Linked DNA regions of Homo sapiens: region 2 is linked to region 1. Evidence: chromatin loops called from intact Hi-C (ENCODE). Cell type or tissue: Caco-2. All regions are shown on one strand. Links, peaks and the distances in the headings refer to the core of each region. The heading gives the core; the rest is flanking DNA.

Region 1 (16,603 bases), core at 5,168-10,167:
CAAAGGCCTGAGGATGGCTCAGTGTACTGTTCCTTACTGTTGGCCCCTAGTCAGAAGTCTTCACAGCTTCTCTCAAGGTTCTGGTTCTAGTTCCAAAGGCCTGGATTTGCTAGAAGACTGACCTTCACATGAGTAGGAGCGCTACTCTACTATAAGAAATATCTCGGACCACACAGTGGCTCATGCCTGTAATCTCAGCATATTGGGAGGCCAGGGCAGGCAGATCATTTGAGGTCACGAGTTTGAGACCAGCCTGGGGAACATGGTGAAACCCGTCTCTACTAAAAATACAAAAATTAGCTGGGCGTGGTGGCATATGTGTGTAATTCCAGCTACTTGGGAGGTTGAGGCACAAGAATCACTTGAACCCAGGAAGTGGAGGTTGCAGTGAGCAAAGATCATGCCACTGCACTCCAGCCTGGGTGATGGAGTGAGACAATGTCTAAAAAAAAAAAAGCCGACACAAACAAATGAACAAAAACAAAACAAAACAACAAAACAAACAAACAAAAGAAATATCTTGGATTATATAAGGCCTTGCCTAGAAAGATCACTAGCATGTTCATGCATGTATTATTTTCCCATTTTTATCTTCCCATAGTGTTGTAATGTTGAAGATAAGATCAAATAAAAAATAATAAAAGAGGCTCCTCTCTCTCAGAATTCTCTCTAGCACCAGAAGTAAAAACTGCTCTATATGTCTTTTTAAATGAGGAAACTAATAAGAGTCATAGTTAAGAAGCCTTTCAACTGTGAGATATATAAGAAGCATTAGGTAAGGTCTTGCAGCTTTTATGAGACTACCTAATCATATCTGCTTCAAATTGTTTGATCACCATCTTTATAATCCACCTGAGAACATATGAACACCTGAATTATTATTATTAAGTGAACTGAGTTTTTGTACCTACCTTATACTTTGAAGTATCCCAGTTGTGGACTATGCGTGCTGGAATGAGAAAGCTGTCATCCACGTGGCAGCTACTGCAGTAATACCACCCACTGTAGTTGCACACCTTGGCTTTCCCATTGGAAAGACCTATGGATCGCTGGCAGCCTGTTCAAGGAAAAAGGAAGAGTCTATGATTGCTGTTGTACTTTTAACACTACAGAACAAGGTTATAGAGCTCTAACATCACAGAACAAGGTTATATTTCATTTACCTAGTCTGCAACAAAAAAGAAGTTACAGATAATAGAGTTGTACAGTTGTGTCCTCTTCTTCCTAGTCTGACAGCCTGTCCCTTCACCTCCTAGGGTATTGCTGTAAGGGTCATCAACTGGTCCCCTGTCTCTGGTTTCTTCTGATTCCATCTCTTCTGCATACAGCTGCCAGAGATCAGTCTCTCTACAACCTCGCCTTTATCTCCTCACTGCCCTGCTCAGAACTCCATTTCCACCAGGCACTTTGCTGAAGGCATCTCATACAGAATCTTGTTTAACCAGCACCACTTCTCTATGAGGAAGATATTATTAATTCTATTTTATAGATGAAGAATCTAAGATTTTTATGAGGTTAAGTATCTTGTCTGAGTTCACCCAGTCAAAAAAAGCCAGAGTTTGGATTTGGCTCTAAATTGGATGCTAAAATAATCCCCAAAACTGTTATGTAGCCTTCCTTTGCTTACCAAATCATTGTAAGGAATTTGGCCTCTGATTGGCTCCATCTCACTTTTCTAACTTTCCCTCCCACTACTGTCCAATGGGAACGTAATCACTTTATTCCAGTCAGAGAACTCTCCTCATTGTTCCCCAAATAAACACAGCATGCTTACTCCACCCTCCATATATTCACATGTATTACCTCTCCTTACACAGCACCCTCTTCTCTGCTCTTTACTTCAACAAATCTTGCCCAAGATTACTGGTTGCCTACAATGCCCTTTTCAGATCTAAGAAAGTCCATGACTCTGTGAGCGCTGTCTTGGTACTGTCAGCGAACCTGGTAATAATCATAGCCCTTCCATAGGGAAGCCATTCGTTTTCTTTAGATAGGAAGAACTACCTTCTACTGAGTATGTAAATTCCATCACAATCATCCCCAAGGACAAAATCCTGGCAGATCCAGAACAGGTCATCAAGAATACACAAACAGCATCATTAATCTGACATTTCTGGTCTACAGCTTTCATTTTAGAAATCCTTCCATGTGGCCCATTTTATGGTTGGGTGCCAAGAACTATATGGATCAAAGAGATCTCGCACTAAGCCTATTTCATGAAGTGGGGCAAAAATGAATTACTCTTTCAGTACTACTACAATTACTACTACAACTACGACAACTACTACTAGTACTAATAATATAATGATCAGTGTTGTAACCCTTTCCATTACAAGGAGGTCAAATACATTTACTTAACGAACTACCAACCTAAGAAGATTCTGATTCACATGAACTCCATGAATGAAAGTATCACAAGACTCAACAGAACTTTCATTTTCATCACAAATACAATGGCATCAGTAATTAAGCAGTTTCCCAGTGCATCCTCTAGAAAGAGAATTAGATCTCATTGTTTTTAAATACATGAGAAATGGGAAGAAGATAAGTAAATATATTAGTATTAGGCTTCCAGAGCTTGATCCAGTTCCTTTCTAGAATGGCTATTTCTTTACTATTGAGCAGCAAAAAAAAAATCATAACAAGCTCCTGTTCTTCAGACTGGCTAAGGAATGAGAAATGTGTGAAAGATGAGTTAGAACCAACACACATGTAGCTCCTGATTGACAAAGGACATCTTGCCACAGTCACAGGGCTGTCTGCGAATGTTGGAATGCTGTTCACTGCACTCACTGACTGCATTACTCATTTGGCATTTAGCGCGTGCCTCTTTAAATTATCATGCCTTTTTATGGGCTTGTCCAACCAGGACCACACTAGAAACTCCTCAGATCTTTTTTTTTTTTTTTTTTTTTTTTGAGACAGAGTCTCACTCTGTTGTCCAAGCTGGAGTGCAGTGGCACCATCTCAGCTCACTGCAAACTCCACCTTCCGGGTTCAAGCGATTCTCCTGCCTCAGCCTCCCGAGTAGCTGGGACTACAGGCACGTGCCACCATGCCCAGCTAATTGTTGTATTTTCTATTTTTTTTGTTTTTTTTTTTTTTTGAGATGGAGTCTTGCTCTGTCACCCAGGCTGGAGTGCGGTGGCGCGATTTCGGCTCGCTGCAACCTCCGCGTCCCGCGCTCATGCCATTCTCCTGCCTCAGCCTCCCGAGGAGCTGGGACTACAGACGCCCGCCACCACGCCCGGCTAATTTTTTGTATTTTTAGTAGAGACGGGGTTTCACCACGTTAGCCAGGATGGTCTCGATCTCCTGACCTCGTGATCCGCCCGCCTCGGCCTCCCAAAGTGCTGGGATAACAGGCGTGAGCCACCGCGCCTGGCCAAATTTTTGTATTTTCAGTAGAGACGGGGCTTCGCTATGTTGGCCAGGCTGGTTTTGAACTCCTGACCTCGTGATCCGCCTGCCTTGGACTCCCAAAGTGCTAGGATTACAGGTGTGAGCCACCATGCCCGGTCCAGATCTTTTTTTTATCCTCAGCACTTAATACAGAGCTTTACAAATAGCAGACAATCAATAAATATTTATGTTAAAGGGATGATAAACTGAGTACTATCTGGCACATGTACACTCACATAAACTGTATATATATACAGAAATTTTAATTTTCCGTAGTGATTCCAAAACTGATCCTCTTAACCTGATCACCTGCTTCTGAAAACAGCCTTTCATTAATATCGCTGTTAAAATATGTTGCCCATTCTAAGAACTATATATTACCCATGTTCACATAGGAACCATGGAACTGGCTAGGCATAGTAGCTCACACTTGTAATCCTAGCACTTTGGGAGGCCAAGGCCGGTGGATTGCTTGAGCCCAGGAGTTTGAGACCAGCCTGAGCAACATGGTGAAACCCCATCTCTACAAAAAAATTAGTGAGGTGTGGTGGCATGGGCCTGTAATCCCAGCTACTGGAAGGCTGAGGTGGGAGGAGCACTTGAACCTAGGAGGTCAAGGCTGCAGTGAGCTGTGATCATGCCACTGCACTCCAGCCTGAGTGATAGAGGAAGGCTCTGTCTCAAAAGAAAAAAATTTTTTAAAAAGAAAGAAAGAATGAACTGTGGAACAGAGTTCAGTGGAACTTAATATATCCTAGACAGTGGGATACTGCTATTTCCAAAAATTAGTAGACAAATTGACTGAACACTAAAATGACACTGAGTAGAATCCAATCCTTCCTAATGACTTAAAAGGTGACCATGATATTGCAGAAATTCAGGATCATCATTATAGTTTAAATTCTCACCAAAGAACACTAAAAAAAATTTTTTTTGATATAACAGACATCAGTAAGCATTTGCTGGATATTTATATATTCCCTAGTAGGCACTACTGGATTTATCTGTCTATAATTTTAATGAGCTTATTCTAATTTTCTGGATGCAACACACATAGGCAATATTAACATACACAAACATGCATTTTAAGAAAGCCTATAGCCTAAGAATGTTCACATCAACCGGGCACACAGATCCAAAGCTCACCATGCTGGGGGATCAACTCAGTTAACTAACTGAGTTAAACATCCTCGCAACTATGTACAGGTCTCCAGGCTCATAAAAGACAGAGATGAGAGAACATGGATAGGGTCCATTCAGGTTTTAGTTTGGACAAAAGCAGCAGCACATAAACACCTACCTTTAGTCCTTGGGTGTCTTTACTTTCATACTTTATTTAGAACCAGGCTATCCTACTCCTGGTGCTGAAATCACCCTAATGACCCAGAAGTAGGTTTGAACCTGTCTGCATGCTCAGAACTACTTTAGGCACATGGTATACAGACCGTCACTAGTCTAAAGGCAGGAAGCCTGAGTCTGTTCTTGCCTAGGCACCACTGTGACCCTGACCATCAAATTATCTAGGCCTTGCTTCCTCACCACAAAATAAACGTGTTAGCTTTAATTGGTGAATTGCCAAATTTGAGTGAGCAATGGAATTTTCTGCAGACGTTTGTGAGAAATATGGACCCTTCTTCCCACTGAGATGATTTTGACTCTGTAGATCTTGGGTAGGGACCAGAAATCTGCATTTCTAATGAAATGAGCATCCTCCCCCTCCCATCCTATCCCCAACCCACACGCGGGACGTTGACGGGTAAAAGCTGAGGATTGCTCCCTGATTTCTAGGTGACCTCCAAGGTCCCTCGAGCTCTAAAATTCTGCTTCTATTCAACAAAAGTGCAGAGGGGGTGCAGACTGCTCAGTGAAAAGCTCAGAATTTGTCACACAGTTTACCCTCTAGGCTTCAAAAAAATCAATATTTTAGGTACTTAGTCAATTTCTAAAAAACTGGCTATGTAGAAACAACCTGACTTCATTTTACCAGTGTTTTTCCAGAGCATTCTTGTCTCCACTGGGAGTATCCTATTCACTTTAAAAAGAATGAAAACGTTTAACCCCCAAATCCAAAGTATTTGTATTTGAAAGAACACAGAATGGTTGGAAAAGAAGATTAGAGGCTAGTTAGTGGCCTGATGTAGATTCATTTTCTAAAAAACAACACATGCCATTTATTTGAAGAAGGAAACACGAGTTTTTTCAATTAACTGCAAGATTTCCTTTACTATCAGAGTAGCAAATCATGGACTAAAAATGTCTGAAACAATTCCCCATAAAAATACACAATCTGGGATTTTACTTTATCATTGTGGGGTTTTTAACAGGGAAAATTTTTTCTTAATAATCACTGTTACAAAAAACCATTTTTTTAGAGAGTGTCAAAGCTGGACTCTGAAAAGCGACATTATGGGAAGAAAAATAGAGCTGTAAAGTAGAGACAAAAAATAATTAATTGAAATAACTAATTAGGGCTTATTTACATATTATATTTTTATGTACTTTCAAACAGACTTTTCAGCAATGTTTCTAAATTAAAGGGCATTTGTAGTAAAGAACACTCCACATGTTGGATCAAAGCAAATACATTCTTCCCAGACTCTTTTTGAAACTTTTCAGAGTGTATTCAATTCATAGGAACAAAAAACTATCTCACCAGAGAACCCACTGGCCTTTTTTTTATTATTGCTTCCCACTCCACTTCAAATCTTTAATGAACACATGCTCTGAAGAGCTTAGCCTCCCCTCTGATACACTCTTGGAAACAAATGTCACCATTTAACCAAAATCCTATTTGCTGCACGTACAGTCCATTTCCCAAATGGCCTTTCACTAAATACACCCAAAAGAATCTGTTGCTGGGGGTTGTGCAGAATTTTGGCATACTTCTCCACAAAAGCACCATCTTTCTTCTAACAAGTGTACCTAGTTAACTCAACTGGCTGCAGTTGTTGTTACTGAAGCTGCGATCTTGAGGAAGAGCCAGCCACTTTCTCTCTACTTTACGACTATTACCTTCAGTTCTCCTTTCCCTGACCAGCAGTTGGAAAACTCATGGGCTAAGAGGGAAGAATGAGAAAGCTGTGGCTGGATCCAACTGAATCTCTCTCACTAAGGAAGGACCTCATACAGTGCTAAGTGTGGTCAGTTATGCCACCCACTTTCCATCTCTTAAAGTAAGCTTTTACCTAATTCAGTAAGGTAAATCCAGTCTTTTGCATTTAGAAGGTAGAAACGCTCTAGGAAAAGAACAAGGGCAAATAAAAAAGAAAAGAAGGTGCCTTTGTAAAAGGAAGGAAAAGAGATAAAGAGGGTGAGAAGACACATTGTCGTTTTCTCTGTAAAAATAGAAAAAAATATCTGGCGAGTTTCACATCCTCTTTTATTTTATGCACTAAGTAGGGAGAGATGTCCACAGGAATGAGCAAGGGGACTTCCCTGTCCCTCCTTCCATCCCTCCATTTTCCTGGCTGGGGACAGTGAGCTGCAGTAAGCACTGTGTAAAATGTTGCTTGAAGGCCTAGACTTTGATCATATGCTCTTCAGACCAGATTTCCCAAAATGAAGAAAAATAGACATGCAGGTTCAAGGACTTGCTATTTTACAAGGATTAGGGGTTAAAGTCATAAATAACTTAGCTTTCCTAGCTTATAGTCTCTAACCATTGGCTCATTAAGTAGTGAAATTTTGAACCTGTACTTTAAAAAATAAGGTATTACATTTGGTATACAATTCAAAGTCCTCCCTGGGATTAGCACAAAGTTGGGCACAGTGTTTAAAGAAAGGATTATTTGACACAGGGCACAAGCAATTTTTGCAATGTAGCTTTGAGGTCCATTAAAGGAAGTAGAGGCAAAGCAAACCTGGGCCCCATATTTGCATCCTCCACTGTCAGAGGGAACAGAGCTGAAATTTGAGACTGACCACACATATGTAGTCTGAAGTTAACATGGTGAAACTGAAGCTATAGAATTCTACATAACTGTAAAGTAGAAAGGGGGTAAAGAGTGAGGGACACTGAGAAACATCTACTCAAAAATCAGTGATCCAATACTTTTTGCATCCCAAGCATCCAAGTTATTCTGTCTTTGGGACAAGGTGGTGACCCATAAAGTAGGAGCTATCTGTTTAGCCATAAATCAATTAAGACATTAAACATTTGGATGGAGAATCAGGCACATGCCATTAAGTATACGTTCTGTCGGTTACAAAGCAAATAGTATCCACAGCATCTCAAATAAAACTAAAGGAACAATAGGGGAAATCCGGAAAAAATCAATTGCGTGCCACGTGTAATTGCTAATGCGGATAGTATGGCATGCAGCTGATAGTCTTTGGGTTGAGTTCATGGACTTTAGACTGCAACACTTCAAAATTATTTTCTCCATAAGCCTTTAAGTCCCTTCATAGTGAATTCTCTTCCCAGGAGTTGAAAACTTCACAGTTGGGAGGAAATACACATGCTCAAATACAATCCTGAAATGTACTGATGGTTGTTTCCAAAGCTACACAAAAATTCATTTCTGTTCATCAGAATTTTTTTTTTCTGATGGGCTTCGTTTTATGTTCATCTACAAATTTTATAGCAGTGAGAGATTATATATGAGAAATTGTCATTCCTTGTTGGCTGAAACTGACTCATAAATTTCCGCTGCACAAGCCGGGTGTGGTGGCTCATGCCTATAATCCTTTGGGAGGCTGAGGTGGACAGATCTCTTGGGGTCAGGAGTTTGAGACCAGCCTAGCCAACATGGTGAAACCTCTACTAAAAACAGCATGGTGAAACCCCTACTAAAAACACAAAAATTAGCTGGGTGTGATGGCACATGCCTGTAATCCCAGCTACATGCCTGTAATCCCTGCTTTTCCTGGGGCAGGAGAATTGCTGGAACCTGGGAGGCAGAGGCTGCAGTGAGCTGAGATTGTGCCACTGTACTCCAGCCTGGGCCACAAAGCAAGACTCTGTCTACAAAAAAAAAAAAAAAAGAATAAAGTTCCACTGCACAGAGAGCTGACATGTTAAAAACCATGTTCCTACCATGGGTGACACACATTTAGGTTAACTTCAGCTGGCACTTGTAGAATGGACTACTGCTATAGCTAGGACAGCTCTGTCCTTAAGAATCTCATAGAAGTAAGTAACTCCTCCTAGACACACTGAATGTACCTAACCAAAGAATTTCCAGCCAGGCACTGGTGGCTCACACCTGTAATCCCAGTACTTTTGGAGACCAAGATGGGAGGATTGCTTGTGGCCAGGAGTTCGAGGTTATAGAGAGCTATGATCGCACCATGGCACTCCAGCTTGGGCAATAGAGTGAGGCCCCATTTTTTCCAAAAATTTCTAAAAAATTAGCCAGGTGTGGTGGTCTGCACCTGCAATCCCAGCTACTTTGGAGGCTGAGGCAGGAGAATACCTTGAGCCCAGGAGTTCGAGGGTTCAATGAGCTATTATTGTACCACTGCACACCAACCTAAGTGACAGAACGAGACCCTGTCTCTAAAAACCCTGTCAACACAACAATATGGCAAATATTATGTTTGTAAAGTATTAGTACTGTGCTGAGACACAGTGAATGTTCAATACACATTATATCTAGAGAGAGAGACAAGAACAGACAGATGCATGAAACAGAGATCAAAACCAACAGACATAAACTGTCCAAGACAGAGGCCATCTATGACGTATAATCATGTATTAGTAGATTATACTTGCAGAACTAAGGCAACCAAAAAAATAAAATCAATTCAGATTAGAAACTCCAATCTGAATACTAATTGGTTTAAAATGTAAAGCAATTCTATAAGCTATTAAGAGTTATTTGGGTTTTCCCCCTCTGAATATTTAAATAGCTAAGTCAGCTTTGACATGTAGGACCTACGTTGTGTTAACAGTGCTAGAGGTACTATATTTAAATAAGAAATGAAGTGAAAATCACATGTCAAGTAATTACTGCTGACTGAAAATATAAACTTGCTAAACTCTACAATGTTTATTTAATCTCATGGAATGTTGTTATTAAGATTATAAATCGTGTGAAATAAATTAATAAATACCAAGTAGATTCCAACTCAAGTTGAGAAGTGTCAAGATTTATTGGTCTTTCAGGTAAACAATGATTGAGAACCTAAAGTCAATATTTAGTCAAAATTTATCTTGAAAGGCAATAAATCTTGATTTTTGCTAAAGCACGTAAGTAAATATGTACACCATTTTAGAGAATCTGACTGCTTTCTATGAAATATCTACCCCAAAAGTTGTAAGTATAATGATCTGTAATACAGATTTTCACTTCCGAAGACATGACTTGAGTTGTTGAGTTACTTTTAATTTTTCTTAGGATAAGATGCTTCAATAGTGCTTTTATTGGTGTAAGATAAGTTTAATATTAATAATAAAATCTTACAAATTCAGCTTCTAGTATATTGAAATCAGTCTAAACTTAGTATTTTTTTCATCCTGTTTTTTTCCTAACAGTCTATGACTAGACTTTCTCATTTACTTCTATGTTCTTTCCCCAAAGTCTTTCAAGAAAATGGTAAGCAATTTAAAAATAAAAATAAATAAATAAGAACTAAGCAAATGGATAAACACATTATAAGCAAACACCTTATGTAAGACAGGCTTACTATAAGCCAGGCACTGTCATAACTACTTTACATACACACAAACGAACATATGTAAATACATGTGTATGTCTCTGTTCATTTAATCCTCATACCAATTCTATGAGGTAGGTATTATGCCCATTTTACAGAATAAGAAACTGAGGCAGAAGATGAAAAAGTAATTCTGTCCACTGTTGTACAGCTGCTTAAAAGGCAGAGCCTAATAAAAGTGGCAATGTGGCATTTTCAGGTAGTTATCTCCTTTTGTAAGACATTAGAAAAACTGTCCCCTGCAGATGACAAAACAAGGACAAAAACTATGAATCAATTTACATAAAAGAACATAATTTAGCTCATCAATGAATATAGCCTGGGACATCACAGGCATTAGCATCACCTCTGAAGATGAAGGGTGAGGGGAAGAAGAATACAAATCTATAAAGTAAACAGCAGAAGATAAGAGATGAGGAAAGGAGGAAGCAATCACTATTGTGGAGATCGAGGAAGGCTGTGTCGACACAGGGGCATTTGAGCTGGGTCTTGAAGAAGAGAAGAGATTTTGGAAAAGGAACGTTCATTCATAAAGGCTCAAGTCAGAAAAATGGAAGCACCTTTGGAAACACTGGATATTCTAGTTGTCTGAGGCTCATTGTAAATAGAGGAGTATGAAGAAAAGAGCTTGGAATGATAAAGTGAAGCTAGAACATAAGAATCCTGAGTGCTCAGAGTGAGAAGTCCTAATTAATAAGATATAGCACTTTGGGAGGCTAAGGCAGGCAGATCACGAGGTCAGGAGTTTGAGACCAGCCTGGCCAACATGGTGAAACCCCATCTATACTACAAATACACACAAAAAAAAATTAGCCGGGCGTGGTGGTGGGTGCCTGTAGTCCCAGCTGCTTGGGAGGCTGAGGCAGGAGAATCACCTGAACCCAGGAGGCGGAGGTTGCAGTGAGCCAAGATTGAACCATTGCACTCCAGCTTGGGCAACGGTATGAGACTCCATCTCAAAAAAAATAAAAAAAGATATAGGAACAACCAGAGTTTGAAGCAGAGTAGCAAAGTAAACTTAAAAAAAAAATTTTTTTTTTTAAATTTTGGAGACAAGGTTTTACTCTGTCACCCAGCCTGGAGTACAGTAGTACAATCATGGCTCATTGCAGCCTCAACCCCCTGGGCTCAAGTGATCCTCCCACCTCAGCCTCCTGGGTATCAAAGGTTACAGGTGCATGCCACCACACCTGGCTGATTAAAATTTTTTTTTTTTTTTTTTTTTTTTTTTTGCAGAGACCCAGGGGTCTTGCTATGTTGTGCAAGGCTGGTGTTGAACTCCTTTCCTTAAGCTATCCTCCCGCCCTGGCCTCCCAAAGTGCTGGAATTACAGGCATGAGCTACCATGCCCAGCTGCAATGTACGCTTTGAAAAGATTAATTAGCAAGAAAAGCTGGAAGGGGAGGGAACTAGTTGATAAGTTACTGCACCAGTTTGACTTGATTAGGTGGTGGTCTTGGAAACAGGAAGAAAGAAAGAGAAGGAGATAGCATGGGGACAAAATGCAGATGATCTGGCAACTGACAGACGTTGGGGGCATGCAAAGGGACTGTTAAAGATGCTCATGATGTTTCAAGCCTGTGACTCATGTGAGAAATCCATCAATTAGAAGGAGCAGGTGGTTTGGGGGAGAAAATGCTATTTGAAGCATTTAATCCAAAAAACATAGTTCAAAAAATTTGAGCTACCAGATCTACTGATGCTTAAAGCTCAGGTGATTAAGAATAATCCCCCTTATTGTAAAAATCAGTTTGAATTGTATATTCTGTTAGTTGCTACTGAAAGCATTTGATATACTTGATATCAAATGATGGTTGGTGAAGGTCCTATTTTTATAACCTACTACTTTCACTTAAATTTACGTAAGATGCAGAGGTCTTAGATTATAAAACATTATGTGGTGGCTGGGCGCGGTGGCTCACGCCTGTAATCCCAGCACTTTGGGAGGCCGAGGCGGGTGGATCATTAGATCAGGAGTTCAAGACCAGCCTGGCCAACATGGCAAAACTTTGTCTCTACTAAAAATACTAAAAATTAGTTGGGTGTGGTGGCAGGAGCCTGTAATCTCAGCTGTTTGGGAGGCTGAGGCAGGAGAATTGCTTGAACCCAGGAGACGGAGGTTGCAGTGAGCCAAGAATGTGCCATTGCACTCCAGCCTAGGTGACAGAGCGAGACTCTGTCTCAAAAAACAAAACAAAAAAAAAGTATGTGGTATGAAATAATCAACATCTATTTCAGCAGAAGACATTAATTAATTTATAAAGAAGTGAGAAAAAGCTAGATGAAGAAAAGAAGACATCATTGTAGGCCTTGACCTTTGGTAGCACAGCGATTCTCAACCAAGGGAGATTGTTGTCCCAACAGGGGATATTTGTAATGTCTGCAGACATTTTTGGTAGGATGGGTGGGTAAGCTACTGATATCTTAAGGATGAAGGCAAGGAACATTGCTAACCATCCTACAATGCACAAGACATCCCTCCACAACAAAGAGGTATCTGGCCTAATATGTCAATAACGCCACTGTTGGAAAAACCCTATGACAACAGAAAGACAGGAGGGCAAAATAAGAGATGAATATGCTGATCTTACTTAATCACTTTTCTCTGCTAGCAATGGATATACCATCTATTACGGGAAGGAGGAAAAGCCCTTTCACCAGTTCTACTTTCTTACCTTAAAAAATTATTTATGCTGGTAGGTTAAATTAGTGTCATGAAAAAGAGGCACCATCATCTACTAGACTACCTGCTAGTAACATCTGCTCCAAGCTTGGCTCTTTTCTTCACAAATTAATCTTGGTGAAACACTGCTCACCAAGAACTCTTACTTGAAAAACAAGTGCATAAACAGGGCTCAGCTGAGCTGATGATTTCAGACATGAAAGCTGGTAGTGGTGGATGGAAAGAATGCTTCTTGTCATAGTTGACCTCCCTCTTTCTCTATCAGTTCTATTTTCAACATGGGGCTACCAGGATTCTCTATATATTCTCCTGCAATCTCAGACAGGAAAGGAAGGTCAATCTCACCATCCTTGAAACAAGACAAATGCTGGGCTGGGCTACTTGAAGCACTGAGAGCTTCAGGGGAAGATGTCTAATTAAATAAACTCTTGACTGGATGTGGTGGCTCACGCCTATAATCCCAGCACTTTGGGAGGCCGAGGTGGGCGGACCACCTAAGGTCCGGAGTTCGACAGCAGCCTGACCAACATGATGAAATCCCGTCTCTACTAAAAATACAAAAATTAGCCAGGCATGGTGGCACACGCCTATAATCCCAGCCACTTGGGAGGCTGAGGCAGGAAAATCGTTTGAGCCCATGAGGCAGAGGCTGCAGTGAGCTGAGATTGCACCACTGCACTTCAGCCTGGGCAACAGAGTGAGTGAGACTCCATCTCAAAAATAATAATAATAATAATAAAATAAAATAAACTATCTTACTGGAATGTTTCTCTGAACCAGTGCCAAGCCATATTAGAACCCGAGACAAAAGGAGAAATCAGGAATTCTAATCCTGTCTCTAGTTAAGCTTTTATATTTTGTTCATCATGGACTTTTTACATTAATTTTGATTTTTAAAGAATATCATATTAACATATTTTTAAAATCTTTATTACAAAGGGTTTTTCAGCACTTCCTTAAATTCTGTACCCAAAGCACATGCCTCTCTCACCTTACCCTAGTCCCAGTCCTGTTCTGAACACTTTTGCCTCACAGAGAATCCAATGTATGCTGCACTTAACATTTTCTACAGTGATTTCCCCTGGTATTTAGCATTATATTAAACCACTACTAACTCTCTTTTTGTGATTCCCCAGTTACATCTCTCTTTTATGATTGCTTCAAAAGGCCAAGAACCTCCTATTGGCTTAGAGGTTCAGATTATTTTGGGGGGTTACCTGAAAAGCAACCTGTCTTTTCTTACTGTTTCTGGAACTAACATTTTCTCCCAGCTTGGATTTATTTAGAAGTCGCTTCTTACATCAGTCTCCTCCACTCTGTAGCTTCTATCACATACAGTGTCCTACCAGGGTCCCCTCTGACTTCTCTTTCATGCCACTCCCCATTCCTAATGCCTGCTTCTCTTTCCTCATATTTTAGGAGAGTCTCATCTCTTTGAACTTTACAGTATCCTGAAAACAAAACCTGTCCTCTCCTTTGCTAAAACCTCCTAAAAAACCCTGACAGCATTTCTTAGAGTAATTCTACTTGAGCCATTTTGGTAATGATAACAATTTGATAAAATTAAAGTCATAAGAGTGGATCCGAGTAGTGCTAGGAACAGTCTCAAAGTGAAAAAGATTACTTTCATCAGCTTCCTTTAAATCCATGCTTGAATTTCTTCGTTTTCACCCCAACCAAATTATTTATGTTGTACAAGATTTAGGGACTGTCTTGGTGTATTTTCTCTTCCTTTATTCTTTTCCCTTTCACCTTCTTTCCAGGCTTTTCTATCTTTTTAGAAGCACATGTTTGTGACTACCTCCAAAGCTAATCTTTTAACTATACATTTAGTATTTGCAATAAGCTATTTGTATCAGGTTATTTAGACTTACTAGGTAAGACACAAGTGGAAAACTCCTATTATCTGGAACTCCTGCTTCTGGGGAATTCCCTAGAGTGATATTCCTAGCTTCTCTCCCCATCCCTTATCCAGCCCTCCTCACAGATGGGGGAAATTAGGTATCTGACTGCTGAGTTAAGAAGAAGGACCCGGGCATGCTCAGCTTGGCCTTCAGGAAGCAGGTTTCTGTCTGCTATGATAAGAGGACATGATGGCCTTCAGGAAGCAGATTTCTGTCTGCTGTGGTAAGAGGACATCATGGCCTTCAGGAAGCAGGTTTCTGTCTGCTGTGATAAGAGGACATCACAGCCTTCAGGAAGCAGGTTTCTGTCTGCTGTGGTAAGAGGACATCATGCCCTTCAGGACTCCAGCTGTGGCCAGGTGAGTAAGTCCATCTAATTTAGGGGTCCACTCTATAATAATAAATGTGATCTGGAAGCAATATATGTGATATTTTAATCCCCATCTTCCTGCCTCTTGGCATAAGAAAGAAGAGGTATTATTCATTTATTAACCCTGTAAAACTCCTGCAAGGATGGTGGCCCACACAGACAGCATCTAATAATGGGAGTGGAGAGGAAAGGGAAAGGCACTCAGATGCATGTTGGTGGGTGACATTATTGAGAGATGAAGATCACACAGGAGAGTCGGGCTAAAGGGGCTGCCTGGAAACCTTTAGCATTATCAGGAAACTTTTACTCAAGTTAAAACTCCCTAGCCTAACAATGGATGAGAAACATCATTTTCCCAAAGGTTTTCCATCCATTATGAGGCCATAAGACGACTTCTCTTTATCTAAGAGATCATTTGGGGAGCCTCCCTGTAGTTTCTGGGGGAAAAAATTGCAGTGATGTACTAATTACTGAATTAGGATATGTCACTTTTGGTTCAACTGATATTTTCTAACATTTGAATTGTACATAGTCAAGACAGTTTAATCTTCCCTCAAAATAGTGTTGAAGAGGCTGACCCACAAGACTGTGAAAAGGCTGGCTCGGGGCCATATAATAAATCAGTGGCAGGACTATAAACAGAAGACCAAGCTCTTGTGCTCCTAATTTATTACTTATCCCACTGAGTGTGGATGCCTCCCAGCCACCACATCATGTGTGTCTATTATTTTGTCTGGTCTGGGGCTCAAGAAAAACATCTTTATTGATGAAGATGGAGAAGGAGACCAAGACTCAAACTAAGTCAATCCTCTGTGTCAGAGGTACAAGTCTGCTGATTTAAAAGAGAAGCAATTTTCAGCAAAGTTTTTGGTTCAGCCCTACATGATTTACTTCCTTTATAGAAAAAATATGGGTAAGGCACAGTCCTTGGTACACTGATATATACCTAGTTAGAATGTGATTTTTCAATCTTTTGGAAATTGATACAAACCCATATGTCTTAGGTTTTAGAATCCTAGTTTCCTTCTGGAAGTGGTATATGGTAAGTACGACATTTTTTTTCAGTTAAAGGTAATAAATAAAATCAATTCTGTGGTTGCTTTTATATCCATTTAAGAAAGAAACACCTTCTATTTTTAGCCAAGATTTAAGAAGGATATCTGGGTTAGATAGTGGAGATCACAGAGTCACTGAGTGTGCTTGCCCATCGTCCCACCACTCTGAGTTGCGGCTCTGAGAGGGCTGCAGACAAGCTGAGCAGTCCAGAGCTGGTCAGTTTCTCGTCTGCTTGGTCCCAGAAGCACCCAAAAAGATATCACCAGAAATCTCCCTTCCCCAGGTGGATGCTGTCAGTGTTGGAAGTAGCTGACTGGAAATGAGGGAACAGGGCAAGTAGGCCAAAGCTTCCTCATTCTGTGGGGGGAAATTACACACATCATTCATCCTCCTTTCATCCAGGTTCCATTTTTGCTGTGGAAATGTCCATTCAATGTCCTGGGCTACTGTATAACAATTTGTCTAGTCTTTGTCCCTGATCTCTGGCAGGGAGCTTCTAAAACCCTTGGAATTTCCCCAAGTGATATGAAT
Region 2 (16,603 bases), core at 4,349-9,348, 84 kb after region 1:
CAGTACCCTAGTCTCTTGGCTATAGCAGTTGAGCCAGGGTGGGCATGTGACCCACCCAATCAGAGTCCTTCCCTGGAATTTTTATCTCTGAAGCTGTGGAAGGAGCCTTGCCTATTGGGATACAGGACTGGAAGGATGTGAATTGGAGGCCCCTGATGGCCATCTTTCCCACCATGTGAGAATGCCTGTCTGCAGAACAAGGGAAGGAGGGTGACAGGAGAGAGGAGAGTAACACCAAGGGAGGGATGAAGATTTTGTGTGAGGGGAGTTGGAAGGTGTGGTGGGAGAGTAAGAGCAAATGACCTTGCTTGAGTCCCAGGATCTCCTCAGGCTTGGAGCTTAACCTCACCTCCTAGACCCTATAGTTCTATTATCAATTAATCCCATGTTATCTCAAGGGAGTTTGTGTTGGTTTCTGACATTTACAACTGCAAGTGTCTTGACTGACACTTCACCTTTCCAGACTTATCTCCCACATACCCCTTTCTTCCCATTTTATAGTTCAGACACCTATTTTTTCCCAAAATCAAAGGTCTTTTATTGCATCATTTAAATATCACAAATAGGTCTTAGGAGTCTTCCAGCATCTTGTTTCTGTAGCTGGACAACTCTTAGATCTTCAGCCTGCTGAACTGTTCCTTTTTCAGAGACATAGGTACCATCCAAAATTTTTCTGATATCCTTGTTTTTAACTGTTGTGGCTTGCTGAATCGAAGCAGCTGAATTTGAAACAAGCTGAATGTTGTTTCCTTCAAGGATTAATTCATCTTTCTGGGCTTGAGATACCAAACAAGCAACACCTGACCTCCTCCAAACCCTGGGGATGTATTTTTCACCGAAGAAATTTCAGATTTCAATAAGAGACCCATTCTCCTGGATAACAACGTTGACGGGGAAGTGAGCAGACACAGACCTCATCTTGTAACAGAAGCCCAGTGTAACATCCTTGATCATGTTCTGTGTGTGACTATAAATAGTCTGAACGGTAGCCAGTTCCTTTTTGTTACCTCACTATTTGTCAACCCGGAGCCTCTTTCTTCCTAAGAAGGCTGAGTTCTACATTGATGTGACTGAAGTCCCTCCACAGGCCTCCTCTGGGGCCCTTCACGATAACTGTGCGTCCCTTCAGAGTGATGTCGACATTTTCTGGAATGTCAACAGTCTGGTTGCTGAGAATGGTCTTCATTCTTGCAGTAGATGTGGCAACAACAACAAGAAAGCCTGTTTTTTTTTTTTTAACCCACTCCTGGAAACTCTTCTTTTCCAACTTTAGGTTCCCCATTTTTAATTAATTAATTGATTTTTTTCCCAGCTTTATTGAGGTTAATTGACAAATACAAAATTTCCCCCATCATATCCCCTTCAGCATCCCTGGCAGGGCAGGCACCCTATCTTGTTCATCTTTGCATTTTCCTCCACAAGTATTATGGTACTTAGAAAATGATCTCAAAAAATGTTAAACATCATATGAGGAAGTGCCATTACTATATACTTTCATTAAGTATTTTCCTTTTAGCCTTCATTTACTAAAGTAATGCTCAAACCAGGATTCAAAAAAACAATGCTGTCTTCCAAGAAACAAAACAAAAACCTCATCAAAAGTGTTTTAAACTTAATCAGAACATTTTTAGTGCTATTTATAGCTTAAAATTTGCAAGCCAAGTATACCTCACCCATCTCCCAAAATAAGCCCAAGTAAAAATGATTAGGATATTTATTAAGACCAACATAGTGTAATTACTGTTCTTTGTCTCTTTAGGTAAATTAAAAGCATAGGGGATGTCAAATATTGAAGTCACAAATAGAGTTATTCCTTGAAAGTATAAATGAACCTGCTGTTCAGCTGGAAGGCACCCACAAGGACATACCTGCTGTTAAAATATTGAAACAGTTCCATATGGGTTGGTAACTAGCTTCAGTCTCTAAGCACTCTAAGTATCTTAAGGTCTCTTTACAAGAAACCTCCCACATCCTAAGATCCAGCACACAAAAGATTAATATCTGACCCTATTTTGCTGAAATGGTGGGTATTTCAGCCCATCTTTCATTAATGTAAGAGCAAAATGGCCCTGCTCTTACATTAGGGCCAAGATTCTTTTTTTTGGGTGGGGGGGAACGGAGTCTCACTCCGTTGCCCAGGCTGGATGCAGTGGCGCAATCTCGGCTCACTGCAACCTCCACCTCCTGGGTTCAAGCGATTCTCCTGCCTCAGCCTCCCAAATAGCTGGGATTAAAGGTGCATACCACCACACCCAGCTCATTTTTGTATTTTTAGTAGAGACGGGGTTTCACTGTGTTGGCCAGGCTGGTCTTGAACTCCTGACCTCAGGGGATCCACCTGCCTCAGCCTCCCAAAGTGCTGGGATTACAGGCGTGAACCACTGTGCGTGGCCTAGGATTCTTTTTGATTAGTTGATGGCCAGGCCATATATGTCTTTAACTCTTTTGACTATCACTTCTACAAATAAGTTAACAGAAAAAAAGCGAAAAGCCATTAGCAAAGCTAACTATTCAATGATTTCCCACCCCACCACCAACTACCAAGGCTTTTTAAACTAGAAAGATCAAGAATAAGTGATAGAATTTACAGAAGACGTTAATAGAGCAATTTGAATGTGGTCATTCAACAAGCATTTACTGGCTGGGTGCAGTGGCTCATGCCTGTAATCCCAGCACTTTGGGAGACTGAGGTGGGCAGATCACGAGGTCAAGAGATCGAGATCATCCTGGCCAACATAGTGGAACCCCATCTCTACTAAAAATACAAAAATTAGCTGGGCGTGGTGGCGCGCACCTGTAGTCCCAGCTGCTCAGGAGGCTGAGGCAGAAGAATCACTTAAACCTGGGAGGCAGGGGTTGCAGTGAGCTGAGATCATGCCACTGCACTCCAGCCTGGCAACAGAGTGAGACTCCATCTGGAAAACAAAACAAAACAAAACAGAAAAAACAAGCATTTACTAAGGAATTCACTGTCCTCTAGGTATGAGGTTCATTGACTCTTGGTGGCTTGTATAATGGTCAGTACTATCCAGAGGCCTCCATTAACAGCTTAAAGATGAGTGAAACTGCCTTTGTGGTTTCAATTATGACAGTAAAAGAAATCTGACATAGTTGACTCCATCCTGCTTCTGACCTTCAAACTATCTTTGGTCATTTCTGGCCATAGGCCAAGATAACCTTGGGAGGGATTTTGTTTATAGTTTAACTTGAAAGCAAGCATGATAATAGTCCCTCCCTAAAACTAGCCCCCTCCTTGCTCAGGGACAGAAACCCGCCTTTGTAAGACTAATGAAAGACCACAGAATAGGATTATGGAAGGGGCTTGAACTCTGGTAAAATGTAGATGTAGTTTCTATAATCCTTTACTGCCAGGAGTAATGTGGCCAGGAGGCCACAAGATCTGTGACTTCCCCACTTGCTCCTATAGATAACACCACTGTTGTAGAAACGAATACTGGGTTTGTAGTTGTTTCAGACTGACCTCACCTGGATTTGTGACTCATAACTCAACTGGTCATATGGCCCCACCTAGAGGCGCACTGAGTGCACCAGGAGCTTTTTCCACACGTTGATGATTTCATCCCCAACCAATCAGCAGCATCCATTCCCTAGCCTCCTGTCCACTAAATTGTCCATAAAAACCTTAGTCTTCCAGCCTTTGGGGAGATTGATTGGAGTGATAACTCCAGTTCCTCTGCATGAGTCAGCCTCATGTCAATTAAACTCTTTCCCTACTGCAATGCCACAGTCTTAGTATATTGATTTTATCTGTGCAGTGGGCAGGAAGAAGCCATTGGGTGATTACAAGAGAATCGTCCAGAAAGTTAAAATATTATAAAAGAAAAACTGTCTCAGTCTTGATGTGGCTTCAGCATAGTTTTTATGTAGAACCAAGAACAGTGGTGTGCTGGTAAACTGACTCTGAAAAAGTAAAAGTTCTGATTTGTTAGAGTTTGCCGATTTTCACAATATAAAAATCCCTACCATGCCTAATTTCAAGCTCTGGATGTATCATCACAGAACACAGAATTGGAAATGCACATATTAAAGCCTTAAGAATCAGTAGAAGCTGGCTCCAGCACACCACTGACCCAGATGGCCAGGATTTTATATTCCCACATCCCTTAGTCATTGGATATGGGCCACTCTAGGGCAAGGTGGCTCTATGAACTTGAGACAGTCCCTAAGAAGAATGGCCACTGATGGTAATCTGCTGACAGCACTCCCGGAAGCTGGAGCAACAAGTCCTTTTTTGATGGGGGATCTGGGCAGTACATCACAGAGTCCACCGTACTTGTTATGGGAAACCAGTCATCTGCCTACTCAACTGTCAATCTAGTCACTTTTCACCTAAAAATGTTTTTCAACCTGGAACATATACTCTGAGACCTTTCACTTTTAGATGGTAGAGCTAATAGATACAAATTTGGAAAGATTTCCAGCAGTCCCAAACAGTAAACATCCAGGGAGGGATGAAGGCAAAGGAACGTCCAGAAGTCCAGAAAATCAGATGGAGCTGCTCAGATAGGCTTCTATAAAGAGGGAGGGTTTGAGCTTGACCTAAAGGATAAGTAGAGGTAGAAAAGCAGAGGAGATTGAATAGAAGCAGCATTGCACTGTGGTTAGAATCTTGTCTCTACCGCTTTTTAATTTTCAGGGATTGCACAAACTACTTTACTTCTCTGTGCCTCAGTTTATCCATAGGTAAAATGGGGATGATGATGACATAATAATAGTAATAATATTATCTACCTCAAAGTGTTGTTGAAATGAGTTAATTCACATTGAGATTTTTTTTTTTTTTTTTTTTTTTTGAGACCGGGTCTCGTTCTGTAACCCAGGTTGGAGTGCAGTGGCGTGATCTCGGCTTACTGCAACCTCCGCCTCCCAGGTTTAAGTGATTCTCCTGCCTCAGCCTCCTGAGTAGCTGGGATTACAGGCACCCACCACCATGCCCGGCTAATTTTTTGTATTTTTAGTAGAGATGGAGTTTCACCATGTTGGCCAGGCTGGTCTCGAATTTGTGACCTCAAGTGATCCGCCCACCTCAGCCTCCCAAAGTGTTGGGACTACAGGTGAGAGCCACCGCAACCAGCCCATATTGAGAGTTAATAACAGTGCTTAGTAATATTTGGCCTCTGACAAACAATCTGTTATTTCATGCAGCAAAATGGAGATATCATATTGCAGAGTAGTGCAAAAAATAAAAATAACAAAAAAGAATATACTGAACTTTAATCAGAAATGATGACCTATTTTCCCTTCTTACAAAATGTCCTACCAAGAGTGAATCTTTGGGTTGAACTTCCCTGGTAGCAGGGCATGGTGGCTCACACCTGTAATCCCAGCACTTAGGATGGCAGAGGCAGGAGGATAGCTTGAGTCTCAGAGTTTGAGATCTACCTGGGAAACATAGTGAGACCCCATTCTCCACAAAAAAATAAAAAAGGAAAAACAAAACAAACAAAAAAACCAAGTTGAACTGCCCTGGCAGCCAGAGTATAACAAAACTTTGACGTGTGCTCAAAACTAAACTGCCAGGAAAAATTCAAAGAGCGAAGTTTCACCTTGCCAGAACAGGTCCTTAATGGCAGGCACACCCCTGATAGTTACAAGGATTGGGGGAAGAAAACAAATGGGTGCCCTCAGATTCCCAGCCTAGGCCCTGTCCTGCACCACAAGGACCCACATGTGTATGCATACACCTCAGCGGCCATGTCCTAACTTCACCGACTGCTTCCCCAGATGAAGTCACTCCTCAGGCCTATGACGACATACTGACAGCTGGGTCAGCTCCCAGGATGACAAACCCTGGGAAAAAGGCCCATGCAGCCCGGAGGCAGGCTCTCAACTTTCAGGGCAGGGAATTCTGAAGCCCCATGTACCTGATCTAGAAGGAGGGGCCTCCAGGTTGCTACCTTCTAGGCCAAAGAGGCCAGAGGGGAGCCAGAGAACAGCTGATTGCCCAGGACTGATGGCAGTGCATGGAGGGTCTACTGGGGATCAACCCTTTTAATGCAATATTTTATCTTTTATATATGTGGGATTTTGATAAGGTACTTATGTCATAAGAGAGGCTTTGTTATACTAGAAAAAGCACTGGATTGAGAATCAGGACATTTGTGACTGGGTACGGTGGCTCATGCCTATAATCTCAACACTTTGGGAGGCCAAGCTAGGAGGATTGCTGAGGCCAGGAGTTCAAGACTGGCCTAGGCAATATAGCAAGACCCCATCTCTTTTTTTTTTTTTTTTTTTTTTTTGAGACCAAGTCTCACTCTGTTGTCCAGGCTGGAGTGCAGTGGTGTGATCTCTGCTCATTGCAACTTCCGCCTCCCGAATTCAAGTGATTCTCCTGCCTCAGCCTCTGGAGTAGATGGGATTACAGGCATATGCCACCAAGCCCAACTAATTTTTTGTATTTTTAGGAGAGACAGGGTTTCACCATGTTGGCCAGGTTGGTCTCGAGCTCCTGACCTCAAGTGATCCACCTGCCTCGGCCTCCCAAAGTGCTGGGATTACAGGCATGAACCACCCCGCCTGGCCCAGCAAGACCCCCATCTCTAAATAAAACATAAATAAATAAAAGAATCAGGACATCTGAATTAGAATCCTAGCCACAAAGTGTAGGATTAGGAATTATATTTACTACTCTTCACAATACCAAGCACAATGATGGTCTATAGGAAGATCTAATGAGCAATTTATATTTGTAATGTTGAAGACAATCAGGATTCAGAATTATACTTGGGTTTCAACAGTGATTTTTAAGGATTTGTTGTTATTTTGTTTTTTTGTTTTTCAGATAAAGGAATACTAGACATCAAAATGTTTATTAGGTGATGGACATATAGTCATCCTTCCAGTTTAAGATCTAAGAGCAATACTCAAACAGAAATCAAATAAATGTCTATGACAATTAAGGCAAACATACTCATTTGTCTACAAGCAAAGAGCATTTTGGAAAGAACACTCCCTTGTTCAAATTTTGGTGAACTGGTTGTGGAGACAAAAGTGACTCCATCTTGGATGCTAATCTGCCATGTTGACTTCTGATTAACCCCAGTCTGGGGAATGCCTCTAAGATTTCTATTTTTATCTATGTATACTGTCTGTAAATCCTGTTCTTAGGCCAAGACACCCTTGATGTTATCAAATCCTGCCCTTAGGCTATGACACACATAGCATTCTTCCCTTTTCCTGAGAGGTGGACTTCAATTGTCCTTATACATTCCTTCTAAAGCACATATACCCTTTCTCTGTGGTATATATCTGGGAGAAAACTGTGGAAATCTACCTGTCTGGCAGCTGCCCAAGACCATCCTTTTGTCCATAAGTTCCCCAGTAAATAACCCTCTACTGACAAACTGGATTTGTCTGCCTTGTTCTTTGGTTTCTTGGTTCCTTCTGCATTTGGGGGTTGGTTTGCGTATATGGCCCTTTCATGAAGCACACATCATGTCTTTTGTTTTTTTATTTTTAAGATACCAGGTCTTGCTCTGTTGCCCAGACTTGAGTGCAGTGGCGCAATCATAGCTCACTGCAGCCTTGAACTCCCACCTCAGCCTCCTGAATAGCTGGGACTACAGGATCAGGCCACTACACCTGGCTAATTTAAATTTGTCTTTCTCTTTTTTTACAAAGATAGGACGTTGCCCAGGCTAGTCTAAAACTCCTGGCCTTAAGTGACCCTCTTGCGTTAGCCTCCCAAAATGTTGGTACTATAGGCACGAGACACTGCACCTGGCCTGTTTTTTTGTTTTTTGTTTTTTTTTTATATCTTACCTAAGGTCCACTCCTATCTCTAACAGCCCCATCTCTTTTCTTTTCTTATGTGATCTAAAAATCTTCCCCCAACACTACACTGAGACCCAAATGAGCTTTTTTTTTTTTTTTGAGATGGAGTTTCACTCTTGTTGCTCAGGCCAAGATCATGCCACTGCACTCCAGCCTGGGTGACAGAGTGAGACCCTGTCTCAACAACAACAACAACAACTGCAGATCAAAGTTAAAGAAAGTAAGAACTAAATGGAGCATCTTTTTAGTTTTACCAAGTAGACTATTTCTTTGTCTAGGATGTCTTTCTAGAACCCAGAAACAGAAAATGGCTCTTTTATCCTGTTGGCTTCAATATAATCATTCTTCCTAGGAGGCATATGATGTGGGTGATGGGTGGGTATGTGGTGGGGAGAGGCCCTGTGATACTTAATGAGCTGCAAATAACTCACTCCCATGTATTTGTGTGAGTGGAGTCACCCTACCTACTTATGCTAGCCTGTTTTCACACTCAGTTGATTCAAAAACTGTTGAATCAGACCACTCTGGAGCTTCTGAAAAAGTCCTCCAGACAACGGTGGGCAAGAGCAGGTTGCAACCAGGTTCCATTTACGGCAGTGTTTCTGAATGTTGTTTTGTACATTTTTATTACAAAACAGTTCACGATCGAACTTATTCACACTTTCATGTTGGAGCACTCGATCCTTCCTAAATAAATTAATGTTGCCCCGTTTCCACATTCTGTGTCTGGGATATAACTTGTCTTCAAATATAAGTAAGCATTCTCATTATCAGAAAAAAGAGTTGCAAGGCATCAGGAGAGAGAGCCACAGAGGAAAATATTCCAAAGATCTTGGCATTCTTCCTATAACTTTTGTACCCTCAATCTTTTTCTTCCACATTTATGAAGCTTTTAAAACATTTTCCACCCTGAATGGCACACATTTACTGGGGTGACTTTACATTGTTTGCATTATTGTGGTTCTGGGACGTGAAGTTCTTAGAGGACAGGGGCATGTTTAGAATCACATCCTACAGAGAAGTGTTTAGTAAGTAGGAATGAGAAACATCGTCCGCAAGCATTTAAGGGAGTCTGTTTCCATTTTCAGTAAGGGCAGGTTGTCACTCAACAGGCAGATGACCCAATAGACACAGTGGTATGTTTGGTTCCTGGGAGGGATGGATGTGTAGAGAAAGGGAGGAAAAGAGGAAGAAAGCAACATTAAGCCTGATCCCTGCCATAAGCTGAGCTCCTCACCACACGCACATGCACGCACAGACACATACACACACACACACTCGCTCCTTGGCACGCAGACACACACAGAGCTTTGCTATTCTTCGGCTAATGGGATTGGCACCGCTTAAAGCAGACTGCTAGGTCATTGTCTGTGACCACAGCAAGAGAAACATTATTTAAAGACCATTCAGACCCTAAAAGAAGCGGCTGAGCAGAGTAATTATCGGAGACTCTCCATTAACTAGGGCATCTTTGCTCTTTGTCTGGGTTGGTTTAACAAGGCCCGCTAATGGGACTGTACAGGAGGGGTACACTAATGGTTCTAAAAAAGCCTCTTTTGGCCCCTTTATTACTGGGGACTGTCTTTAGAGATGCTGACAGTAAAGCAAGAAGTTACCATATTACAAAATGACCTTCCCAAAAATTTGATTTGGACCCTTGCAGCTTAGGACTCAGGTTTCCAAAATTAGAAAACATCTTTGTCTTCTCCACTTTTTAAAACTCTAAGTTGGTTCCCCGCTGCCCCCTGCCAACCCCCCGCTCCCCCGCCACTGTTCCTCTTACCTTACTTGGCCCTTTGGTTTCTTGGGAACTTGTCATTGGAAACAGCAGCACTCAGTGGTGATAAAGCAGAATGGCACTCCTGAGGAATTTCTCCTTGAGCTGGCTTCTCTACTCACTCTCCAGGACTCCACTTCTCTAGAAAAACTGCCTGTCCCATTATCACTTTTAAAATATGAAGCTAGAAGTCAATCACATGCTTACAAACCTAATACGGCCACCTAAATTAAAACTACTGTTCCATAATCAGTTAGCTTTATAACAAAGGCTTCAAATGCTTAGCTCTCCTAGAAGCTTGCATCACATACAGGGAACTCTTCTGTGCAGAGCTGTCTACCTCTCTTCATTTCCCCTCTCCCAACCCTAGACCAAGCTTCCATCTTCTCTCCTCTGGGTGACTGCAATTGTCCTGCAATCACCTCCTAGCAGCACTATTGGCCCTTTCAATCCATTAACTCTGCAACAGCCAACAGCCAGAGTAGCTCTTTCAAAACAGAAACCTGCTTAAGCATTTCAGTAGCTTCCTATTGCTCATAAGAATTCTTACTGTGATTTAAGAGACCCAGACATGGTCTGGTCCTTTTTTCCTCCCTAGCAACATCTTGTACCATGCTCCCCCTAGCGTCTGCTTCAGCCACTGCAGCCTTCTTCAATGCCATGAGCAATTCATGCTCATTCCTGCCACAGGGCCTTTGCATATCATTCTGTCTAGAACACTCTTTACCCGAGTAGTTTCCACTCATCCTTCAGCTCTCAGCTCAGTAGTCAGCCCTTCAGGAAAGTTGTCCCTTAGTGCCCCTTCTAGGTTGACGACGTCTATATCATGCAATTATAGCACCATATGCTCCTCTTCACAGCATTTACAGTAAACGTTTATACTTATCAGAATGCTTTTATGTTAATAATTACCTTGCTGTGAAACTGTAAGCTTCATGAGAATAACCACATGTTCCATAAGCAATAATTCTGCCTATTTTTGTTGTACCATCCTGTCCTCAGTGCCCAGTACAATGTTTGTGACCTGAGTGCTTAATAAATCTTTGTTGCATTGTGTATAGTGATTCAAAATACTGTACCCCGGCTCCTCCATGCCTGTTCGCAATTTTTTTTTTTTTTTAGATGGAGTCTTGCTCTGTCGCTCAAGTGATTCTCCTGCCTCAGCCTCCTGGGTAGCTGGGACTACAGGCACGTGCCACCACGCCTGGCTATTTTTTTTTCATTTTTTTTTTTTTTAGTAGAAATGGGGTTTCACCGTGTTAGCCAGGATGGCCTCAATCTCCTGACCTCATGATCTGCCCGCCTCAGTCTCCCAAAGTGTTGGGATTACAGGCGTGAGCCACTGCGCCTGGCCGCCTGTTTGCAATTTATCAACCAAAGTTTATTCCCTGAGAGGTTCCTATGTCCGGTATATTTGGGAACTACCTATATTCCATATTTTCTCAGATCAGCGTAAGGGGCCAGGTCTCTTTTCCTATGGGATTAAAGACTAATTTTCTAGTTTTAGGGGCAGAACTAGAAGCACATTCTCATTCCCCCTCTGAGAGCATCTTTACACAATAACAGACTCACAAGGCACAAGTAGACATACACAAGCTTTAGCGATGCCTCCTGTCTTCTCAAGACCCTGTGGGAAAGAGAACAGAGGGTCTATCCAAAGAAGAAGTTGAAGAATTAGAGTGTCTCAGCACTCCAGATATGCCAGCACAGAAATAGGTGGGTGGAATTGTTCCAATTATTTATGATCCCCAAGAAAACTGGGGACTTTCTCTACTGTTTAGAGAAGGAAGCATGGGCTTCAGTAGATGCAGAGTAACAGCATGGATTGGGTGTGTATTCTGTTGCCTTTAGCTGCCCTGGAGAGAAGGCCATCAGGCCATATACAGCCAGCTGAATGTACCATGACTCATACTGAATGGGATCAGGCATTCAGTGGGCTGACTGAAGCCGTGTATCCTATCACTCCTTTTAAAAATATAAAGCTATAAGCCCACAAGTTTGAGACCAGCCTGGGCAACATAGTGAGACCTCATCTCTACCAAAAACTTAAAAATTAGCGAGACGTGGTAGTGCACACCTGTATTCTCAGCTACTTGGGAGGCTGAGGTGGGAGGATTGTTTGAGCCCAGAAGGTCGAGGCTGCAAAGAACTGTGATTGCACCACTGCACTCCAGCCTGGGCAACAGGGTGAGACCCTGTCAAAAAAAAAAAAAAAAAGCTAGAAATTGATTGCATACGTGTATTTTATACTTAGTATGGCCACCTAGACCCAGACTGCTGTCTTATAATCAAGTTGCATCACTCAGCCTCAGGATTGCACCAATTTAGGGACAGTCTGGAGACCAAAGAAAAAGTCTTATTATAAAATTGTGTTTTCAGAAAATCTGAGGCCCATAGAGAATTGTCCTCCCAAGACAGGTGAACATAAAGCCACATGGTCACACCTCATGGGTTCCAGATGCATTCAAGTTCAGAGCCAGTGCCAGGAAATTTTCTAGAGCTGGTACTACTGGAAGAGACTGCTGCAAACACATAATCTTTACTGCATCTAAATTATGGAGAAAATGTGCAAACCTCCAAGCCTCAATTAACACGTATCCTATGGGCATCTCTTGGCACTCTTGTACTGCACAGGATAGAGGAGTGTGAAACAAGATTCCTGCCCTAATGAAAGAGATATGTGTTTCATAGAAACACATATCTAATGAACACAGTCTAATGTGTTCTAACACAGTCTAATGAAAGAGATATGTGTTTCATAGAATGAACAAAGCAACAGAATATACGTTCTAAATTATTGAGTTCTGGACCAGTGTCTCTAGAAGTGTGATCCACAACCTGCATGCGGCATCAACATCATTTGGGAATATTGTTTGAAATGCAAATGATTGTTTGAAATGCAAATGTTGGGTCACCCTATTGAATCAGAAGTTCTGGGGGTGGGGAAACAGGAGCATTAACAATCTCTCCAGGGGATTCCTATACACACTAAAGTTTGAAAGGCATTATAAAAATTGAGAAAAGAAGTGGTCGGAGTGGAATGAGAGCTGAAGGAAAAGTTTTTATACATATTTTCCATTTTAAAAAATAGAGATAAGGTCTCGCTATGTTGTCCAGGCTGGCCTTGAACTCCTGGTCTCAAGCAGTCGTCCCACCTCAGCCTCCCAAAGTGCTGAGATTACAGATGTGAGCCACCGTGTCTGGCCTCCCAGAATTATTAAAGCCAGTGGTAGACCAAGGGTAGGGCAGTGGGAACAATAATAAAATCAACTGAAAGTTGGGCCGTGCTGATCACCATGTGCCAGCAAACGTAAACAAGGTCAATGACAAAATATTCCTCCCTGAAAAAAATATTTGGCGTAAATCTGAACAATTGCTGAGGTTACTGAGTTTTAATAATGTGCATGTAAACTTCAACTTAGCACATTTTATTACTCATCCTTCAGCAAACCCAGTGTTCTACATGGAAGTAAATTACAAGAATTTCCAGTTATACATTCAGTTTCCAACACACGGGACTCAGCGATGCTGGCTCCTTATTTATTTATTTATTTATTTATTTATTTATTTATTTATTTATTTATTTATTTATTTTGAGACAGAGTCTTGCTGTCGCCCAGGCTGGAGTGCAGTGGTACAATCTCCGCTCACTGCAAGCTCCGCCTCCCAGGTTCACGCCATTCTCCTGCCTCAGCCTTCCGAGTTGCTGGGACTACAGGCGCCCGCCACTACGCCCGGCTAATTTTTTGTATTTTTAGTAGAGACGGGGTTTCACGGTGTTAGCCAGGATGGTCTCCTGACCTCGTGATCCGCCCGCCTTGGCCTCTCAAAGTGCAGGGATTACAGGCGTGAGCCACTGCGCCCGGCCTGCAGGCTCCTTTAAAAGTACCTTTATAATGGACCAGATGGTTCCAGCTCACTTTGGGGGCCTAGTTGTGATTTCAATCCTAGTGAAATGCCTGTGTTTAAACAGTAGATTTGAAATAATAGTGATTACAAAGAGAAAAAATAAGAATATGAGTTAACTTTAGTTCTGTCCTTTGTGACCTTTTGGGCTATTGATATTTGTAATATGAAACAGTGAAACAATGCAGACTACAAAGTGAATGTATTTGATTGGCAAAAATTTGATTACAAATTTTCATTTTTACGTGAAATATTGTACTGAATTTGAATAAAATCTTTACAATTGGAATTTATTCTTGTTTTTAACATGTTGGTCTTTCATAATTATTATCAAACTGTAATGCTATTATTCATTGCTGCAACCAACCAGTATGTAGGCACAAAGTTACAAGATTTTCCTTTTATGAGAAACAAAAACAAAATACGTCATTGTTATTAAAAAGCATTAATCCATATTTTCCTTTTTTGTAATGTAATAATTTTTACTAGAACAAAGTTTAATAAAATATTTTCACTTTCTGCTTTTCTTTTCTGAAAGATAAACTATTATTATTGTTGTTTTACTTAATGATTTTGTTTCTGAAATTGAGTTTGTTGTATAGAGAATAGGAATCTGCTGTGCCACTGGTTAAAACTATCTCCTTTTTTTTTTCCCTTTTTTTTGAGACAGAGTCTAGCTCTGTCATCTGAGCTGGAGTGCAGTGGCATGTTCTTGGCTCACCTCCCCAGCTCAAGTGATCCTCCCACCTCAGCCTCCCGAGTAGCTGGAGCTACAGATGCACGTCACCATGCTTAGTTAATTTTTGTATTAAAACTATCTCAATTTTAGTTGATAAGTACTGATCACCATGACTTACCAGTTTATTAGTTTGTTAGAGTCCATCTCATGTAATTTTTAATGAAGAGTACAGAGGTGGCTTCTTTCCAAGTGCTTTTGAATTGGAGGAGTCTTTATATTGCCTTTTCCTGAATAAAAATGTGGCTGAGTATTATTTCAACCTCATTTCTCAGCACTCTGTAAACATTGTTTCATTGCGTTCAGGTATTTCATGTGACACAAAAAGAGAAACTTGTGACAATATTAATTTTTTTCTTTGTTTTGGGATTTAATTTTTATAATGAGAAAATATGGTAGCTTTTTTTTTCTTAATTCTGTGGTTCAAAAATTTTGTTCAAATATGTCTAGGTGTACGTTTTTCTTGATTTTTTTTTTTTTTTTTGAGACAGGGTCTCACTCTATCACCTAGGGTGGAGTGCAATGGCATGTTCGTAGCTCACTGCAGCCTCGAATTCCAGGGCTTAAGCAATCCTCCCACCTCAGCCTCTGGAGTAGGATCTATAAGCATATGCCACCACACCTGGCTAATTTCCTTTATTTTTATTTTTATTTTTTTTTTTTGAGACGGAGTCTCGCTCTGTCGCCCAGGCTGGAGTGCAGTGGCAGGATCTCGGCTCACTGCAAGCTCCGCCTCCCGGGTTCACGCCATTCTCCTGCCTCAGCCTCCCAAGTAGCTGGGACTACAGGCGCCCGCCACTACGCCCGGCTAATTTTTTGTATTTTTAGTAGAGACGGGGTTTCACCGTTTTAGCCGGGATGGTCTCGATCTCCTGACCTCGTGATCCGCCCGCCTCGGCCTCCCAAAGTGCTGGGATTACAGGCGTGAGCCACCGCGCCCGGCCATTTCCTTTATTTTTTTGTAGAGATGAGGTCTCACTGTGTTGCCCAGTCTGGTTTTGAAGTCCTGAGATTTATTTCATCTGGAACATGTATTAGCACTTTTGATCTAGTTAAACAACTTCACTCATTCATTCATACGCATTCATTTTCTTATATCAGACTTCTATTTTACAGTGGTTCTGACTTATTTTTTTCCTAACTCAACTGAAGCACACAATACAGCCCAATTAGCAGACACTAATTACTGCAATTTAAAAGTACGCCAGCCCATTGGGGCCATTCTCATCATGTGCCCACCCAGGCTGTTATCACACTCTCTCATCTCCACCCTCCAGTGGAGAATCACTCTCCTCTCATATCCCTGGTGAGTGTGTCTTTCCACTGATTCTGAGTTCTTAAGAAATGTCAGTTGACTCTGTTTTTCGCTCTTTAGCCTTCATTTCTACCATCTTATCTTTATCATTCATTGTCCTTTTTTTCCCTGTATTTTGGGAAAGTTATTTAACTTGTCCTTGTCACTACAGCATCAGTTTTGCTACGCTTCCAACATTGTGGTGTTTTGTTTTGTTTTTGAGTCGGAGTCCCACTGTGTTGCCCAGGCTGGAGTGCAATGGCATGATCTTCGGCTCACTGCAACCTCCACCTCCCGGGTTCAAGCAATTCTCCTGCCTCAGCCTCCTGAATAGCTGGGATTACAGGTGTCCACCACTATGTCCGGCTAATTTTTGTATTTTTAGTAGAGACGGGGTTTCACCATATTGGCCAGGCTGGTCTCTTGGCCAGGCTGGTCTCGAACTCCTGACCTCATGATCCGCCAGCCTCAGCCTCCCAAAGTACTAGGATTATAGGAGTGAGCCACTGTGCCTGGCCTGTTTTTTTTTTTTTTTTTAATTCCAGCACACAAGAATTTCCTTGCAATCTTTCTTCATTACATCATTCTTCCTTTAATAAAAATCTTGTTGTGGCCAGGCATGATGGCTCATGCCTGTACCCAGCATTTTGGAAGGCCGAAGTGGGAAGATCGTTTGAGCTCAGGAGTTCCAGACCAGCCTGAGCAACAGAGTGAGACCCTATTTCTAAATAAAATAAAATAAAATAAGATAAAATATTAGCTGGGTGTGGTGGCTCATGCCTATAGTCCCAGCTACTTGAGAGGCTGAGAAGGGAGTAACGCTTGAGCCCAGGAGTTTGAGGCTGCAGTGAGCCATGATCGTGACGCTGCACTCTGTCTCAAAAAAAAAAAAAAAAAAAAAAAAGATTGTCTATGGTATGGTCTGAATGCTTGCATTCCCCAAAAATTTATATGTTGAAATCCTAACCCTCAAGGTGAAGGTATTAGGAGGTAAAAGGCCTTTGGGAGGTGATTAGGTCATGGGATGGAGTCTTCATGCATTGGATTAGTGTCTTAATAAAAGAGGCCTGAGAGAGGCCCTTCCCTCTGGCTT

Evidence for each region. A loop is a pair of places that touch in the nucleus more often than their neighbours do. Peaks named below come from ENCODE experiments on the same cell type or tissue, not always from the same donor. Only the 100,000 strongest peaks of a DNase experiment are listed, where the experiment ranks them.
Region 2: a loop joins it to region 1, with 10 times the contacts of the local background. A loop is called at or near these places in 1 of 110 quality-filtered maps.

Annotation. Positions count from the first base shown.
Region 1 is chr2:207,945,456-207,962,058 of GRCh38, forward strand. PLEKHM3 (pleckstrin homology domain containing M3) reads right to left here. Exons shown (of 8, transcript NM_001080475.3): 4 at 912-1,057. Among named protein-coding and RNA genes, the nearest start is that of PLEKHM3, 72 kb to the right of the region's middle. In Caco-2, for the core only: no CTCF peak of the experiment used is centred there; DNase peaks (open chromatin) are centred at 7,676 and 8,086.
Region 2 is chr2:208,030,768-208,047,370 of GRCh38, forward strand. It overlaps the pseudogene RPL9P14. Among named protein-coding and RNA genes, the nearest start is that of PLEKHM3, 14 kb to the left of the region's middle. RefSeq lists an enhancer at 3,424-3,483. In Caco-2, for the core only: no CTCF peak of the experiment used is centred there; DNase peaks (open chromatin) are centred at 5,810 and 7,184.